2 separate regions of the Homo sapiens genome follow, and region 1 is linked to region 2. The links are chromatin loops, found by intact Hi-C in ENCODE. Cell type or tissue: IMR-90. All regions are shown on one strand. Links, peaks and the distances in the headings refer to the core of each region. The heading gives the core; the rest is flanking DNA. Region 1 has its middle 63 kb from the start of FLT1. Region 2 has its middle 8.5 kb from the start of POMP.

What was found. A loop is a pair of places that touch in the nucleus more often than their neighbours do. Peaks named below come from ENCODE experiments on the same cell type or tissue, not always from the same donor. Only the 100,000 strongest peaks of a DNase experiment are listed, where the experiment ranks them.
Region 1: it touches region 2 in a loop (2.9-fold over the local background); 2 of 110 quality-filtered maps call a loop at or near these places.

What each region holds. Positions count from the first base shown.
Region 1 is chr13:28,556,260-28,560,666 of GRCh38, forward strand. No RefSeq gene overlaps it. Among named protein-coding and RNA genes, the nearest start is that of FLT1, 63 kb to the left of the region's middle. In IMR-90, for the core only: no CTCF peak of the experiment used is centred there; a DNase peak (open chromatin) is centred at 2,082; H3K27ac peaks cover 2,076 bases.
Region 2 is chr13:28,648,413-28,652,819 of GRCh38, forward strand. No RefSeq gene overlaps it. Among named protein-coding and RNA genes, the nearest start is that of POMP, 8.5 kb to the right of the region's middle. In IMR-90, for the core only: no CTCF peak of the experiment used is centred there; a DNase peak (open chromatin) is centred at 2,089.

The DNA.
Region 1 (4,407 bases), core at 331-4,330, 92 kb before region 2:
TGGCCCAGGAGACACAAAGAAAAGGCTCTCTCCTCATACTTGAGGGTCCACAGCCTAGTGAGGTTCACAGCCATGAACCAAAAATTACACTACAAAGACAGGGTGCAGTGGCTCATGCCTATAATCCCAGCACTTTGGGAGGCCAAAGCGGGCAGATCACTTGATGTCAGGAGTTTGAGACCAGCCTGGCCAACATGGTGAAACCCCATCTCTACTAAAAATACAAAATTTAGCCAGGCGTGCCAGCTACTTGGGAGGCGAGGCAGGAGAATTGCTTGAACCCAGGAGATAGAAGTTGCAGTGAGCTGAGATCTCACCACTGCACTCCAGCCTCGGCAATAGAGCGAAACTCAGTCTCAATAAAATAAAATAAAATAAAATAAAATTAAATTAAATTAAATTAAATTAAATTAAATTAAAAATAACTACAAGAAAATGAAATATAAAGAAAGGTGTGTACAAATGGTGTGGGGACGTGGAGGTGGCAACAGCTAGCTGAGTGTGGGAGCTGGGAAGGCTGCAGGGAAGAGGTGCTGTTTGACCCGGGTCTCAAGGGCGGAGTGTGAGTTCGCTGGGCCTAGAAGAGGCAGAAAACCTATAGAGGGAGGGGATATCCCAGTTATAGCAAGAGGGGAAGGGAAGAATGAGGTGGGCAGAAGATGCCACTGGGGACTGACCTTTTCCTTTGAACTGACGTATTTTATGAGAAAAGAAGTGTAAGACTTAAACATTTCATTTCACCCTGCGCACCAGCCAGAGAGGCCGATGGTCTCAAGTCTCCTGTACCTTGCTATGCACAAGGCTCGCATAAGTAAAGGAAAAAGACCAAACTAAAGGTGTCTTCTCCAGACCTGCCTCCTGTGAAGCCACCTCTGGGCAGGTGAACTGGGCTGGCAGAAGTCAGTCTCCTGTCCCTTCCCAGGCCCAGACCACTTCTTTTCAGCAACCTTAGTTGGGGGTAAGAAAGAAGACGGTGGTCTTGACCTTTGAAAACACAGGAAACCTTTGTTTCTATTGGTCCTACCTTAGGTGGACACCCCTTCACACCCAGACCCCAGCAACTGCCCCTGTGGAGAGTGAAAAGCTCACACTCAGTATAGTTCATGACACAGTAAAGACTTAAACAAATCTAGGCTAATATGTAGTCTTGAACTTGTAGTGTTTCCTTCCTACTGGCAAGATCCCAGGAGGAAAAGAAAATTTATGTTCCAAGTTAAGGGTAATCGGTCCAGATATGGTGGCTCTCGCCATAATAATCCTAGCATTTTGGGAAGCCGAAGTGAGAGGATTGCTTGAGGCCAAGAGTTCAAAACCACACTGGGCAACATAGGGAGACCCCTGGCTCTATAAAAATTTAAAAACTTAGGCAGGTGTGGTGATATATGCCTGCAGCCCAAGCTATTTAGGAGGCTGAGGCAGGATGATAGCTTGAGCCCAGGAATTCCAGGTTGCAGTGAGCTCTGCTCACACCACTGCACTCCAGCCTGGGTGACAGAGAGAGACTCTCTCAAAAAAACAAAACAAAACAAAACAAATTTAAAAGGCTAATTGTTCCCGTATTATTTTGCAGTTCCCTATTATATGAGTAGCAAGCGTGCTTGAGGCAAGATACAGCACAAAGAAGGCTTGTTCCATTTATAAGAAAGGTGAAAGCCAAGATTTGACAGAGACAAGAGGGTAATCAACTAGGAAGCTATTTTCTAATTCTAAGGATGTTACAGAAAACTCCAGAAATACCACTACCCACAAAATTAACCCTTTCCTTTTCTTAGTACTCAGAGTTGAGCCTTGTGAAAGGTCAGTTGGTATACACAATTTTCTCTTGGAGTCAGATTTCTAAATTCCCAGGAAAAATATTTGAGAATATGAAATCTTTGGGAATACACAGAAAAAGTAGAGAAAGAGTGAGCTGAATGCCACCCTCTCCTAAAATATTCTAAATAAAACTCAGGAAGAGATTTTAAAGTACAGTGTTCAAAACATCTGGTTTCTATTTGAATATAATTAGAAACGTATCTTAATATGCAAGGAATTCTAAAAGCCAAGAGGAAGTACATTTCTGGATGACCAAACACTTTGGGTGATGTCATAATCACGGCATGAAGAGAAATACCAAAGGCTCTTTGGCATGTTTTGAGAGATTTTCTCCTCGTGTTGTTTTACTGTTCCTGTGGAAAGTTATTTACAAATGAAATAAGGAAAAGAATGAGATTTTCTCAAACAGAATTAATTAGGAGTCAAGGAGTTCCAAAGCCTAAGTGGTATAAAGACAAAAGGCGGTCGAAAAGATACATTTCCAAAAGCGAATTCATTCTAAAACAAATGTTTTGCTGCTCTCTCTTTCCATTGTCTGACCTTTCCCACTCCTGTTTGTTTTTCTTTGGTCCATTTTCCACTCTGGGAGTAACAAAGAAAGACGAGTTTGCACTTGATTAGGAGAACCCGAAAAAGTAAAAACATGGCCACCGTCTGGCTCCTTGCCCCAGCTCACTCACCTATTTCTCCTTGGCCAGCTTTTAAAGTCCTGACACCCAGACCCATGACATTAGAATCCCTGGAGTTGGGCCAAGGTGTCAGTCTTTTAAAAACTCCACGGCTGACGCCTGTGTGCAGCCAAGGTTGAGAACCACCGTCCTCAACTGAACAACGTCATGGCTGGGAGACTCCCGGAGACTCCAGGCCAGCAACCAAGTGCTTCCCAGGCCTTTGGTGTCACAGACCAGCAACCTTTCCGAAAAGGGCTTGGGAGGCCAATATATATTTTGGTTTATCAAGACATTAAAAACAACAATTACCATCTACTATCATGATTATTTCATGAAAAAAGGACATTTCAATATCAAAATAGCAGAGAGGACATAATCTTAGAATATTACAAATCTCATTATATATAATATATGCATATATACACACCTATGTATGTGTGTATATATGTTTACATATGTACACACACCTAGGTATGTGTTATGTGTTTTACATATGTATATATGTATATATATGCCTATAAGTATGTGTATATACATATATATTTTTCTTTTTACAAAATTGTGATAAAAGAAATGTAACACAAAATTTGCCATTTTAATTATTTTCTTCTTTTTTTTCTGGGAAACAAGAGTTTCACTTTGTTGCCCAGGCTGGAGCGCAATGGCGCGATCTCAGCTCTCTGCAACCTCCACCTCCTGGGTTCAAGTGATTCTCCTGCCTCAGCCTCCCAAGTAGCTGGGGTTATAGGCGCCTGCCACCACACCTGGCTAATGTTTATATTTTTAATAGAGACAGGGTTTCACCATGTTGGCCAGGCTGGTCTCGAACTCCTGACCTCAAGTGACCCACCCACCTTAGCCTCCCAAAGTGCTGGGATTACAGGCGTGAGTCACTGTGCCCGGCTGTTCTAATTATTTTCAAGTGTGCAATTCAGTGGCATTACGCACCTTTATATACTCATGCAACCATCACTACCATCCATCTCCATAAATTTTTAATCTTGCAAAACTTAAACTGCATTCATTGAGCAGTCATTCCCCATTCTTGCCTCCCCCAGCCCCTGGCCACCACCGCTCTACCTTCATAGAGACCTTCTGTCTCTATGAACTTGACTACTCTAGCTTCCTCACATAAGTGGAATGGTACAATATTTGTCCTTTGGCGTCTGGTTTGTTTCACTTAGCATAACATCTTCAAGATCCATCTGCGTGTGTCAGTGTCGGGGCTGTCTTTCTTTCACAGCAGAATGACATTGCATTGTAGGGATAGCCCAGCCCATATTGTGTTCATCCACCCATCTGTTGTGAAGTGGCACCTTATTGTGGTTTGATTTATGTTTCCCTGATTGATGATATGGAGTATCTTTTCATGTGTGTTTTGGCCATTTGTGTACCTTCTTCCGAGAGATGTCTATTGATGTCCTTTGTCCATTTTCTAACTGGGATTTTTGTTTTTGAGTTGTATAAAGCACAGATTCTTGGATAACAGACCAGGTAACGATGTATTCAATGCCAGCAAACAGGCCTGCCTGCCCTTCCCTCATTTCAAGTCCAAGGATTTTAAGTATTATGTACATTGATTTGTGTCTGGAATGTTCCAATCTCATTTCATCACCTTGATGATTACTGAATATTTCTATCCAAAGACATTCAGGCAAAAGGTGAGGCATCTGCTTATAAACAGGGACTCCTGAGAGGAGAAAGAGTTGGAAATCTGGCAGCTGGTATTAGTTGCAGTCTCTAATGTTGATTTGGATGGAAGGCCTCAGATGGTGGAGCCTAACCCAGAATTTCCATGTTCTAAGGTCTCCTGACCACTGATGGTCAAAGCTCCATTTGGCTGACATTATTGACACTTCTGCTCCCCATACTATCTTGAGGAAAAATAGCACGGTTCCCTGCATGAAACTTTTTGGAACAT
Region 2 (4,407 bases), core at 96-4,095:
TGCTGATAATATGCCAACATACTTAGAAGCTCTAAGATATGCTTTTAAAAAGAACATATCTGTTTAATTAACATGGCTGGACACAAGATAAATACACAAAGATACATAAATATGTGAATATACATACGTGTGTACATTGTTCTCCATATGTTCTCTTCGTTTGCTTCTATCTAAATAACTCTTGGGGTTTACACAAGCTCTCAATGTCATCTGTGAAACCTACAGACTATTGCTTATGGCAGAAAAAATGCACTCAACTTGTGAGCTACTCGCTTACATAACCATGTACTCCACTTTTACCAGATGAGTTGTTTGTTTACCAATTTCTAGTTGTGCTTGCTCCTAAACATTTTTATGACAGTTGTACTGTTATTATAAACCAAGTAACTTGAACAAATACTACTGAAGCCAACACATAATAATGTGATAAGAATGAATTTTTGTTTTCATGGAAGCTGTTGTCTGCTTTAGAAAGGTTCAATAAAGACAGGTTGCAAAAAAATGCTGTTGGTTTGGGCATAACAATTGTAAAGCATAAGGAGAAAATTTTAAGATTTTGTATTTGCATTTTTCTACAAGTCTTATTAAGTTATTGAACCACATTAGAGAAATCCAAACTGAAAACTGTATATGATGCATTATTGATGTAGTTTATGCAAGAAAGATATCATGGTACTCCAAATCAGTAGACCCATACTTAAGAGAAGGACCTTGTCCTACATCACATTATGGATAAATGAATATATATATATACACACACACATATGTTTTATGTTAAAATATTTTAAATATGTATTATTACTACAGCATAACCTAGCCTATCCTGATTAAAGCTAGGCTAGGTTATATTACAGTAATAAAGAAGTAAAACCAAAAAAACCCTTAAGTCTCAGTGACTTAAAACCACAGACTCTTTATCTGGATGACATCCAGAGCCACTGTCTTCTATATGATGACATTCTAGCTACTTTACCCTTTCGGTACTTCTACATCAGCATATACTTCTATTATCACTATGACAGGGAAGATATGGAGAATCATGCTTCAACTTCTCAATGCTTCTGTGCAGGAATGAAACACACACATCACTTCTACTCACATTTTCATTGGCCAGGATTAGTCACATGGCTATATCTAATTTTTTTTTTTTTTTTTTTTTTTTGGAGATAGAGTCTCGGTGTATCCTCTAGGCTGGAGTGCAGTGGTGAGATCTCGGTTCAATGCAACTTCCGCCTCCCGGGTTCAAGCGATTCTCATGCCTCAACCTCCCTAGTAGCTGGGATTACAGGCATCTGCCACCATGCCAGGCTAATTTTGTTTTGTATTTTTTAGTAGAGACAGGGTTTTGCCATGTTGGCCAGGCTGGTCTCAAACTCCTGACTTCAGGTGATCCACCTGCCTTGACCTCCCAAAGTACTGGGATTACAGGCATGACCCACTGCACCTGGCTGGCTATATTTAAGAGACAAGAAAAAGCGTCACCTTCTTGCATACTTGAAAGTAAGAGAAAAACCAATTATGGTTGAATGGAGATAAACATCTATTGCATAGGTGTCATTTTCTAGGATTTCTCAATCTCGCCAACTTAACAAAAAAATATTGCGATACATGGTATTAGTGATCAAAATATTTGCTGCCCTTCAAGTTGAAAGAGTACTGATCCTATCTCACTGGTTATTTCTTAGGTGTCAGGCTTGGCATTGTGACTTGAAGGGCCCTTCCTTGTGGAGAACATAGGCATCCCGGATGCTTCAATGTCGGATATGGGCACTTCTTGCTTTGGCTTATAAAGTGTGGGGGAAGTGATGTGTGACACTTCCTGGCAGGAGCTTTCAGAACCAGTAGATGCTATACTTTGACTCCTCTCTACTACAAGACTGCAATGTGCCCGACAGCAATGGTTTCATTAGCCTGGGCCCCAGAGTAAGGGTGATGTGAAGCAGAGCTGCAGCCAGCTTGGGATGGGCATGCAGTATGAGCAGGAAATTTTTTGTTGTTATAAGCCACTGATATTTTCAGGTTGCTTGTTATTGCAGTGTAATTTAGACAAACCTGACTAATACACATACCATCCTTACTGCATCTGTAGGAATGGTTACAGCAGTAACCAAAAAGAAGTGAGAATGGAAAAACACAGTCATATGCCACATGATGATGTTTCAGTCAACAACGGACTGCACATATGATGGTGGTCCCTTAAGATTATAATGAAACACTTTATTTTTACTGTTCCTTCTCCATGTTTAGATATATTTAAATAAGCAAACACCACTGTATTACAGTGGCCTACAGGATTCCATACAGTAACATACCATGCAGGTTTGTAACCTAGAAGCAATAGGCTAGACCATACAGCCTAGGTGTTAGTAGGCTATCCCACCTAGGTTTGTGTAACGACACGATGACATTTTTCACAACGACAAAATCGCCTAATGCTGCATTTCTCGGAACATATCCCTATTGTTAAGAGACGTATGACTATATTCTTTCTGTAATAGTGATAAAAGTACAGAATGCTTAAGGCTAAATTTGACAAGACAGGTTTAAGACATATGAAGAAAATAAAATATTATTGAAAGACATAAAGCATGTCAATTCTCCAAAAAATCCATATATAAATTTCATGTAATTCTAATCATAATTCCAATGGTTTCTTTTTAATTTGATAAAGGCATTTTAAAGTTCATGTGGAACAGAATTTACCCACAATGATGCTGCCAGGATTAAATGAAGTAAAGTATGTAAAGCACCCAGGACAGGATTTGACATCTATAGTATATGCACTGATATGTGTTGGCTAGTATTACTCAGAAAAATAAATCTTTAAAATGGGGAGTGCCAAAATGTATCTTAGTATACATGGGATTTTAATATAGCCATCTAGAGGAAAAAAAACTAGACCTCTATTTAATCCATATCCAAAGTTAAATCCATATGGATTAAAAACAAAAATGTAAAAAAATTAATATGTTAGAATAAAATTTAAGAGAATGAATTTATACACTACAGGTTAGGAAAACATTCTCAACTGAAATAGCAAACCAGGGAGTTGCAAAGGAAAAGATAATTTTTTAAACATGTGTATTGTCAAAGATACCATAAAGAAAAGAATAATCTTATTATACAGTAGACTTCAAGAAATATCTGGGATGTATCAGAAAAAGGTTAATACCTATAGTATGAAATGAGTGACCAAAAATTTACAGGAAAAAGAAAAAAAAAACTCCACAGAAAAACGAGTAAAGAATGTGTGAATAGGCATTTTCAGAAAAGCAAATCTAAACAGTAAACATGAAAAAATGCATGATCTGAACAGTAATCAGAAAGATCCAAACTAAAGTAATCCTGAGTTATCACTTCTCACCCATCAGAACCACAAAAGTTAAATTTCTGTTGACAGAAATGTGAACTTAAACCACTTGGAATCATGTTTACCATTTGGGGAAGACGTTTGAAAGCAACCCTTTAATATAGTGGTCAAGGAGGAAATTATGTGGCATTGCAATGCACCAAATATAACTACACTATTTTGAAAGTTCAGCTTTTCATGAAATGGATTTTGACAAGACTCTGACTTAGGCTGCTCGTTGTATCTCCCACAGTGTATGTTCCTCTCGGCTCCAAACTCAGAATTTTGCAACTACTTTTTGTCACTGCACAGCGTTTTCTCATTTCATGACCACTCCAACCCTTGAATACATGGAAGCTCCTAACGGCACTGCCTGGCACACCCTAACCACACAAGTTCTGGCAGCCCTGGTTGAACTCTGGCTAACTCGACCTTTTCAGATCTGTGACTCGTATGGCTGTCTACACCTGATTCTGATTCTTCACCTAGTTTCTCAGCCCCTACTTTCTCCACTTACTCCTACTCTTCCCCACTCCCCATCCTTCTTGAGAACCTCTCAGCACATGGATACCTACTGTAGTAAATAAATTAGACCAAGTGCTAATGGTGTCCTGGAGCTAATTTCACCCAGTTCCCACCACCACACCTTTCACACAGAGAAGCATAGTTTGATGAGCCCACTTACTCTGGAGATGGGGAGAATCACTTCAAAAGCAGGTAACAGTGGAGGGGGGCAGGCTACTAGCTGAAAGGCTATTACGATGTTCCTAATGAAAGATGACAGCTCCAGAAAGATGGTGAATGGAGTTTATAGTCTAATAAGGAGAAGCACATGTGAAAACAAGAGGTACAACAGTGTGTTACTGCTGGTGAGATACAATTACTCATATGTATGCATAAACAATGAGGCATAAAGAGTCTATTTTCCCCAAGCAGGGAAAGTAGGGCAGCGGAGATGGTAAGGAAAGGTTTTGTAGAGGAAGCGATGCTTGACCTGACATGGTTTGATAGCACATTCCAAAAAGAGGGGAGAACAGGAAAAAATGTATAGGGGTATG